Linked DNA regions of Homo sapiens: region 2 is linked to region 1. Evidence: chromatin contacts called from ENCODE Hi-C or POLR2A ChIA-PET data. All regions are on one chromosome and are shown on one strand. The core of a region is the stretch at or near the end of the contact, and the rest is flanking DNA. Distances in the headings are between cores, read along the strand shown. Region 1 holds the start of ZBTB47 (zinc finger and BTB domain containing 47). Region 2 holds the start of HHATL-AS1 (HHATL antisense RNA 1).

What was found. Hi-C counts contacts between places; a loop is a spot of excess contacts on that map. ChIA-PET counts read pairs that join two places held with the same protein, here RNA polymerase II (POLR2A). Pooled maps may share reads with other maps.
Region 2: a loop to region 1 is called in a map of dorsolateral prefrontal cortex, with 5 times the contacts of the local background. The contact joins the promoter of HHATL-AS1 here to the promoter of ZBTB47 in region 1. A Hi-C loop is called at or near these places in 14 of 168 maps with a recorded cell type or tissue (Right ventricle myocardium inferior, astrocyte of the cerebellum, breast epithelium and 7 more) and 9 of 50 pooled maps. POLR2A ChIA-PET finds 5 or more read pairs at or near these places in 5 of 52 experiments (Caco-2, H1, WTC11 and 2 more).

What each region holds. Positions count from the first base shown.
Region 1 is chr3:42,652,234-42,656,687 of GRCh38, forward strand. It overlaps ZBTB47 (zinc finger and BTB domain containing 47), which reads left to right and starts at 1,464. Exons shown (of 6, transcript NM_145166.4): 1 at 1,464-1,650. ZBTB47-AS1 (ZBTB47 and NKTR antisense RNA 1) reads right to left here and starts at 2,155. Exons shown (of 3, transcript NR_125400.1): 1 at 1,761-2,155. RefSeq lists enhancers at 1,438-2,079, 4,144-4,438 and silencers at 2,085-2,444, 2,485-2,564.
Region 2 is chr3:42,700,952-42,705,129 of GRCh38, forward strand. It overlaps HHATL-AS1 (HHATL antisense RNA 1), which reads left to right and starts at 1,590. Exons shown (of 3, transcript NR_146957.1): 1 at 1,590-1,778; 2 at 3,198-3,281. HHATL (hedgehog acyltransferase like) reads right to left here and starts at 1,847. Exons shown (of 12, transcript NM_020707.4): 1 at 1,628-1,847. It also overlaps a transcript of CCDC13 not described here. RefSeq lists a silencer at 563-632.

The DNA of each region.
Region 1 (4,454 bases), core at 214-2,713:
CCCTCTAGTTCCCTGCAGATGCTAAATTGTCTCCACCTCCTGGCCTTTGCAGGCTTTCTGTCTGGAAAGCCCTTTCACTCCCTCATTGCTCTAGTTAATGTTCAAGTTCAAGCCTCAGCTCTGAGCAGCCCTGTGGGCCCACCAGACAGCTCTTCAAACCACTCCTTCCTGCCAGGTCCAGTGTTGCCAGGTGCCCACAGCTGCTCACAGAGCTCAGGCTCTGCCCTGGGACTCCCCAGCTGATGAGCTGCAGGCCAGAGAAGCAAGAGGGGAACAGCCGAGGCCTTCAGGGAGACTGAGTGCCTCCCCACCACCTGTCCCCTCCCTTCTCACCCAACCTCCAGCCCTTTCTGCAGCTTGACTGCTGGAGCTAAGGCCCCAGCAAGGCCCCATAGGGCCAGCATCACTACCTCAGTCACGCTGGCCACACCCTCTGTCAAGCTTTGGCTTGGCAGTGGGCCTAGCAATGTCCCATGCAGCTCTCTCTGCCAGGCTTCTTCCAGCCCGTGGAGGGGTCCCTTCTCCCCACCTCCCCTTCCCCTGGCTCCTGATGCTGATGCCTAAGTGATTTGTCCCGCTCTGAGCCTCAGAGTCCTTATCCAACCAATGGGCACACAGCCCCTCCCTAACTAACTCCTGGGCCGGTGCTAGGATCCACTGTGAGTCAGATGAGGAAGTGGGCTGGGGAGGAAGAGGCAGAAGGCAGCCCTCAGCGGGCTAGCTGGTCAGAAGCATGTAAGCTGCTCTGGCCTGGCCTTAACCTGGGGCCTCTGGGAGCTGGGCCAGCTGTCTGTGCACCCATGCAGGTACAGGATGTCTGCAGCAGCTGCCAGGGGCTTCCAGATGCCCCAGGTTTGGCCCCTGAGACATTTTCTCCCTAGCTCTGGGATAGCCTTATCCTGAGGCCCTACGTATTCTGGCAGAGAGTGGGGGTGGGGGAGGAGGCCCTTGCAATCTTACAGGACAGACCATCAGGCTGTTTCACAGCACCTGCCTAATACCCTGGTCTCTCCTCCATTTCTCCTCTGGCACCTAGAACCAAGTCACCCTGAGCCAGCGCCAGAGTTCCTGCCCACTCGTGAGTAGGACAACATACCCAGGAGATACTGCTGCAGCTGGACATGGACTTGTATGTAAACACAAGCGCACATATGTGGGGAGGGGTGTGGAATATCAGGATGGGGGCAACATGAGAGTGACCCAGGATGGGCAGTAGTGAGCTTGGGGTAGGAGGAGGGGATGTCCACAGAGGCCTCTCCTCTACAATGGTGGCCCAGTCACCATCCAGACCTTGCCAGGTCTAGTGCCCCGTGGTCCCCACCCTGCTGCCTGCTCAGCCTGGCAGCCTTCCTTTACAGCCTCCTGCCAACAGAGCCAGCCCCCTGCCCCCACGGGTGTCCATGCCAGAGCAGCATTCCGCAAGCCTGGCTGCATCTCCCCAGCAGAGGCTGAGCAAGGGGGCCACTCAGCAGTGGTCAGGTCACACGGCTAGAGGGGCACAGTGGGGCCTGGGCCTCTGGTCCCTACTCCTCTGGTCCCTCTGTCTCCTGGCCCTGGGCCAGTCACCTTAGATGATTTGATCGCTGCGGTTGTAGTCCTGGGATTTAAATCTCCTGCCCTGGGTGGCCCTATGCAGCATGAGGCCGCCAGGTAGGTATGGGTCCACTGGAGCCAAGTCCTGGAGGCACAGAGCAAAATGAGCCCTGCGCCGCCCTGGGATAGGGATGGGGGACTGGACCAGTTGGGGACCCCAGACTCACCCCCAGGTCAGAGCAGCCCAGGCGAGAGGGTGGGGGTGGTGAGCGCGGCTGGGGTGCGGGGTTCAGTCCCTCAGCGTGGGATCCCTCAGGGGAGCGGGTGGAAGCCTTTTCTGTTCGGATCCGGGGCCCGGCGCGCTCAGCTTCCTGATTTCACGGCAGCTTCCTATCCTGGCTCCCCCTCCGTGGCGCAACCGGAGGGCAGCGATGTTTGACTCCCGGACGAACTTCCCGGCAGAAAGGAGGCTCAGCACGGGAGGGTGGGGCCGGGGTCTATCTGCTCGGATATGAGCAGTGGGGACGGGCTGGGGGCTGGAGCTGGGGCTGGGGGTGGAGGGCAGCCTGCGGCAGGGCGGGCTGCACGGGGACCGCGCACACCACGCGTGTCCGCGCCCCCCGCCGGCACGCAGGCGGCCTGGCCCTTTAAGCGTCCAGACGGCGGCCCCAGCTGACGCGCGGGCTCCAATCGGCGCCCCGCGCCCCCCGCCCGCCGCGCCCGAGGCTCTGGGGCCGCAGCTGCTTGGCGCTGGACTCGCCGCGGCCCTGCGCCTCCGCCTGCCTGGCCGCGCCCCCGGGGGCCATGGTCGCGGGGCCCTGCGCGGGGGCGGCCCCCAGCGCGGCGCTTCATGGAGCGGCCCTGGCCTGGCCGCCGGGGGCAGCGCGATCCCGCGGGGCCCTGTGAGCCCCCAGCGCCACGGCACCATGGTACGCAGGGCCCTGCCTGTCCCCCCGCTTATCCGCCCACCTGCCAGCTCTGACCTCCCAGGCACACGGCCCGCGGGCCCGGGTGGAGGGGCTGGAGGGATCTTCCCCCCTCCCCCGGTCTCCCGGCTCCATCTGCTGGGTCCCGCGGGCCGGGAATGCGGCGCTGTGGCGCTGCTCTCGGTGGGGAGGGGGTTAAATTCCTGTGGTGGGGGCGCCGGCGCGCGAGGCTGAGGTCTTGCTAGGCACCGGCGAAGGGGGGCGCTCCCCTGCGCCCGGACGGCGCCGCCCTCGGGCTGGGTAATGGGGGGAAGAGGGAGTCGGATTCCCGCCTGGGCCTTGGGCCACGTGGGCGCTGGAGCCGCCCTGCCTGGGGATTCGGGATGACCCGGGCCAAGGGGGTGTGGGAGGACACCCAGAGCTCCCGTACCAACTCCTGTGTGACCTTGGGCAGATCCCCCGCCCTCTCTGGGTCTATTTCCAAGGGAAAGAGGGGAGGTAAGTGCACAGAGGAGGCTGGCATGGACACTCCCTCACCAAAAGGAGGAGCCTAGAGGTCATGAGCCTGTGCCCCCTTGCTCAGTCTGGGCCCCCCCACTGCTGCCCAGCATAGAAAGAATTGACATGGGAGGGGGGCGCAGATGGACTCCCCAGGTTTCATCATGGGGCCTTCCAGGGAGGCTCTGAGGCAGGGTAGAGAGATGAGGCTTCTCATCAGTGAGGCAAGGTACCCCTCAGGTGTAGAAGGCTCTGACTTGGGTGAGCAGCCTGGAGAGATGTCTGGCACCTGGCCAATCCCCAGCCTGACTTGGGGCAAGGGTTTGAGGGCATGAAACCCCCTGGCAACCAGAGTGCCTGACCACCTCCCTGGTCCTGCATCTTAGCTAGGCTGGAGTGACCTGGACTGCAGCTGGCACAGCCGGATGGGGAGGGGCACGCATTGCTTCCGGGAACCAGCACATCTGGCTGTGGAGGCCAGCACAGCTGGTGGGCATTGTGTGGGAGGGGCCAGACATGGGGGTGGCTGAACCCTGCTGAGGGGCTGCCAATTGTGGACTCGGGCAGCATCTCTGTGCCCAGTCAAGAGAGTCCAATCAGGTCATGAGGTTTAGGGCCCCCCAAGGGCCAAGGATGGTGCTGCCTTGGCTGAGAGTACTACCTTAGCAATGGAGTGTTTGAGAAAGCACTCCCCTCCTTTCCTGCTGAGAGGCCAGAGGGCCAAAGTCAGGCCTCATTTGGCCTAGAGGCCAAAGTGCACATGGGAAGGTTGCCCTTTCCCTGTGGCAGGTGGGCACAGGTGGGCAGTGGAGGGCATTCCATAAAGGGAGAGCAGAGAGATCTGGGGCTCTGTTGCCTGGGGTGGACTTCCCCCAACAGGCCTGGCTTCAGCAAACCCTTATCCAAGCCACTTCTCCTGCCAGTCTTTGGCCCCTGGAGGCCCTAAGGAGCCCCTGTTGCAACCCAAGTTGTACCCTGATCCTTCACTGACCTGCAGGTGCAGTGGCTCTAGGGAGGAGGGAGCAGGTAGAGGGGATAGTGGTGAGTGTGGGGAAGCACGGCTGGTCTCCAGGTGGCGGGATGTTCTCGCTTTTTAAGTCATTAAAGGCTCAGAAATCCAGCCATGTGGGGTCTAGCAAGGAAGGGGTGGTCTTAGCGGAGCTGGGAGTCCAGGGGCTCTGGACTGTGGAACCCTCTCATTCTGAGCCTCGGTTTCTCCATCTGTGTAGTAGGGGTTGGTCCCAGAAGATGAATCAGAATGAGTCAGAGGAGGGAGATGGGAGGGGCTTGGTGCCACGTCCCAGTTAGATTGGCCAGGCCTGGACAGCCTGGGACAGAGGGAGATGGATGGCTTCTTGGCTGGGGTAAGGGGTGTAGTGGAGAACTCAAGGAAGATGGTAGCCTTGGCCAGGGGCCTGGCCAGACTGGGATGTGAGGGAACACAGGATGGCTGCTGCCCTGGCTGCTGGGTGTAGGGGGCAGGGTCCAGGGCAGGCC
Region 2 (4,178 bases), core at 340-2,839, 49 kb after region 1:
CCCTTGGGGACCTTGTACCATCACTCTGCCTGCCCCTGTGCCCCCCACAGTTCACAGGCCACCGAACACCAGTGCCCCATCCCAGCTGCTGCTCTTGCCCCCACCCCACCCATCAAGGCTCTTGCCCGCAGAGCCCTCACTCGCAGCCTGCCTCCCTCACCTTCATTTACATCTTCATACCTTCCAGAGGCACCGGCCCCACCCTCTGCCAAAACCGCTCCTGCCAAGGCCCCCATGACCTGCGTGCGGAGAAACCCCACCTCTATCACTACAGTCAGGTTTCTGCCTGCAGGGTCCCCACCTCGATCAGTGAGTCTCCCTTAGCTCCTCACAAAGCCCCAGCTTCTCTAAGACCCTTTCTCTGACTCCCACTCCCCTCCCTGAGATCCCATGACCACCCCAGGTGCTGCCCCTAGAGCCAAGCCTCCATCCTCGCATTAAGCCTCCAGCCTGTCACTGACCCCCATTCCCCCAACAAGTCCCTGAGCTCCAGCCTGTCACATCCCAGTCCCTGCCTGTGTCCGTGACCACACTGCCCCACTCTCTCAGCGCTCTGTGTATTCAGGCCCTGGGCACCAGCTGGAGGCTGTGCTATTTGAGGAGGTGCCCAGGAGTAGCGGATGTGGGGCCAGGCGGGGCCAGGCGGGGCCAGGGAGGGCACTGGCTGCTGTCCAAGGTGCTGACCAGAATCAGGCCCCGGCTGAGTCTCACCACTCCCTCCAGCGGGGGCCTAGCTTGTCCCCTGGAGAACTGCTGGGCCGTACTACGGCTCAGCTAGCACCTTTACCCTTCCTATCCCGCTTCAGCCTGGCTCAGGGGCTTCCCAAGGACTCCATGGATACAGACATAGGACCCAAATTAAAGGGAGGAAGCAGGGAACATGTCCAGGCAACTCTTGGGCTGACGGGGCCAAGAGGTGGCTGATGTGGCCCTTTTGCCCACCCTTGATCCTCCCCTAAATCTTCATCCCCAGCCCTGTAGCCATCTCCCCTGGGCCCCCCAGCAGCCGACGGTCTCCTCGTACAGATGGAGGGGTCATGGGCCAGATAGGGGCAGGGACCTGTCAAGGTCACATGGCAGACCTGGGACAGACTTCTGCCTGCCTCCCTTCAGGATTGGGTTTCTCAGTGACCCCCCTCTGGAATCTGGGGTAAGAGAAGACCACCACTGCCCCTGCCCACAGCAGAGGCTGCCAGCCTGATGGCTGTGCTGTCGGCCTGAGGGTGGAGGCACCTCCTCATCAGTTGGGTGGGGGTGGAGAGGCCCTGGGGATCAGGTTAATGGAGCAGGAGCTTGAAACCGGAGCATGGTGAAGAGCCCGTGAAATAGCTTTGTCAGCTGCCTCCCACTCGCCACTTTCCAATTTTAGCTCCCCATGGCCGGTGCGGGGTGTCCCCAGTGAGGCCTCTGCAAGGAGCTGGCCCCCAGCCTGGGGCCTCTCCTGATAGACCCCCAGACCAGGGCTGGCCTGTGGACACGGGGGCATACCCTTTCCCCTGGTCCTGCCTGCCCCAGATGCCCCGGGGGTAAAGCCCCTTTTGGGGCCTGTGATTTGGGATGAGGGCCTGGGGTGTGCCCCACAAGTCTCAAGAGCCCCAGAGTAGCTGCATCCCCAGCTGGCACTGACCTTGAGGAGGCCGCAAGGGACCCTGGCACACTGCCCACCTCAGGCTCTGGGGTCCGGCTTCCAACTGTCCGTCCGTGCGACCGGCTGAGCTCTGGGGCCACGGTGGGGTGTGTCCAGCCCTGGGGTCCCCACCCCCTTGAGGTTATGAGCGGTGAGTGGTGACAGCGGGAGGAGGAGGGGGAGGAGGAGGTGGCCTTCCTGGAGCGGAGCTGAGCAGAGTGGAGCAGAGCCGAGTGCTGCAGAGCTGCTGGCCACAGGGAGCCGCAGGGAGGATCCTTGAAGGGGGGCGGGTGCTGGGTGGGGGGAGGGTGTCCAGTAGCATAGGCTCAGACAGGGACACCTGGGCCTCTCTTCAGCCTGCCTCCCCTGGCTCCTAGAGAGCCTGTGCCTCTCTCTCACTGCTACCCAGGACTTCCCTCTTCCAGGAAGACTCCTGGTGGTCCCACCAGCCTCTCCAGGCTTGTAAGCCCTGCCCCCACCACAGACACACACAGTCACAACATGCAAACACTTTCATGCTTGGGCTCCAGGGACTCCAGCTCCTACCTTTACATATGACCTCCTAAGGGCTATCCCAGGGCAGACTTGTCTCGCCCCATGACCTGGTCCTTTTCATTATGCCGTGAGTCCTGGCTGGCCATGCATCAGTGCCTGAGGGAGGGCTGACTTGCCTGATGGGACTGGAACTGGCATGGGACATGTGGCTGAGAGGGATCCCCATAAGTCAGCCCTGTCCCATAGGGAGTGTCCTGGATGGAGGGGTGCTAGCAGGGTCACTTGGCAAGGCTTGTGGGTACTTGGAATGGCTGGTATCCTCTCGGTGGCAGAGTGGAGGCAGACAGGAAGACAGGTGTGTTCCTAACCAACTGGGAGTCCTGGTAGGACAGGGCCCTCATTCTGGAAGGGAGCATCCAAGGCCTCAGCCCTGGATACCTGAGGGGAGGGGCATCCTGAAGGTGCCCCTGAGATTAAGAACCTCTGACAGTGCCCCTTCGGTTGAGGCCAAGTCTCGGGCAGCTGTATGTGTCTGTGCTATCTAGGGGGACCTGTTCACCTGTGTGCTTGTGGGGAGGCTCTCGGGGGTAGAAGGAGCTTTGTGGCTGTGATCAGTCACAGGACAGCTCCTGGAGCCCCTGCTGATCCTATGACCCCAGCTTCAGGCTCAGTTGAGGAGGCAGGAGGGAGGTGCTGCTCCCCACCCATCAGGGCCCAGGAAGGGGAGAGACTGCACTTAGGCAGGGAGCTGCCTCCCGAGCACATAGACACGCTGGCCTGGAGAACAGCAAGGAGACGCCCAACCTACACACTCCACACAGGACACAGAGGCCCGTGTCTGTGGTCCCCGACCCTGAGAAGCATGAATGGTGACTACTGCACAGTGTGGGTGCTGGGTTAGAGCTGTGGTGGGTAATGGGCACTAGAGAGGCCAGCATCAGGAAGGGAAGGATACCTGAGCCAGACTTCAGGGTTAAGGAGGGCTTCCTCAGGGAGGGGTAGTCAAAGGTTGTTAGGAGTAAGTTAATCATAGTAGCCAGGATGTACATGGATTAACTTTTTAATGTCACCACAGCCCATAGGGAAGATGTTGCCACTGTACGCAGTTGGGAGAAGAAGGACCTGGCACATGAGGAAGCCAAGTAGTTGGATCAGCCCTGTAAGCTCCTGGCACTGACTGCCCTGCAGGGGCGACAACCCCGTGCACCCACACTGGGGCCCTCACGAGGCTCCAAGAAAATGGCTCAAGGGAGCAGACAGGGTGGTTTGACCCCAGAGTTAAGAACACAGGTTCAGCCAATTTACTTGACCCTGAGCTGGTGTGACCCACTTCTTAGGGCCTCAGATCCTCAGTTGTAAAATGGGCATACCGCTGGCCCTGGCCCTCACTGGGGTGGCAGGGGGCATCCGGTGATTCACTCCATGACAAGAGCCTTGCTCATAAACAGAGGCTATTAGAGAGCCACAGACACCCTGACCCCCAGAGGCCCAGAAAGGCTGGATTCACACTCAGAAGTGAGGCCTTCCCTGGGTGACCCACACACAGCAGGGTCTGCAGGGAGTGTGGTGTGCGGAAATGGCAAGAGGGGTGGAGGGCTAGGGAAGTCCCATGGATCTGTGGTTGGACAGCCTGAGGCCAGCTCCACTGTGTCTGAGGGGGGTGGCAGGGGAGGGCACCTGGCAAGGCCAGCCCACGTGAGGGACAGGAAGCTGACTGAGCTAAGACCAGCACTTGGCCCTGGGGCCAGCTTCCCAAATGCCACAAGGGCCACTAGGAAAGATATGGTGGGGAGTGGGGACAATTCTCTCAAATCTGAGTCCCTTTTCAATTTTCAGACTTTTTTTGTTTGGTTGTTGCTCAAAGTAAAAATGCGAGGAAAGTATCCTGTGTGTTTGCATGTACGTGTGCAACTGTGTTTTGTATCAGTTGTGTGTGGGTCTGTGTGTACGTTTTGTGTTGTAGGTTGTTCATGGCATGTGTTTGCTGTGTATGTGTATCCTGTGTATTGTGTGTGCACATGTATCGTACATACGTGTGTATATGTGTGTTGTGTGT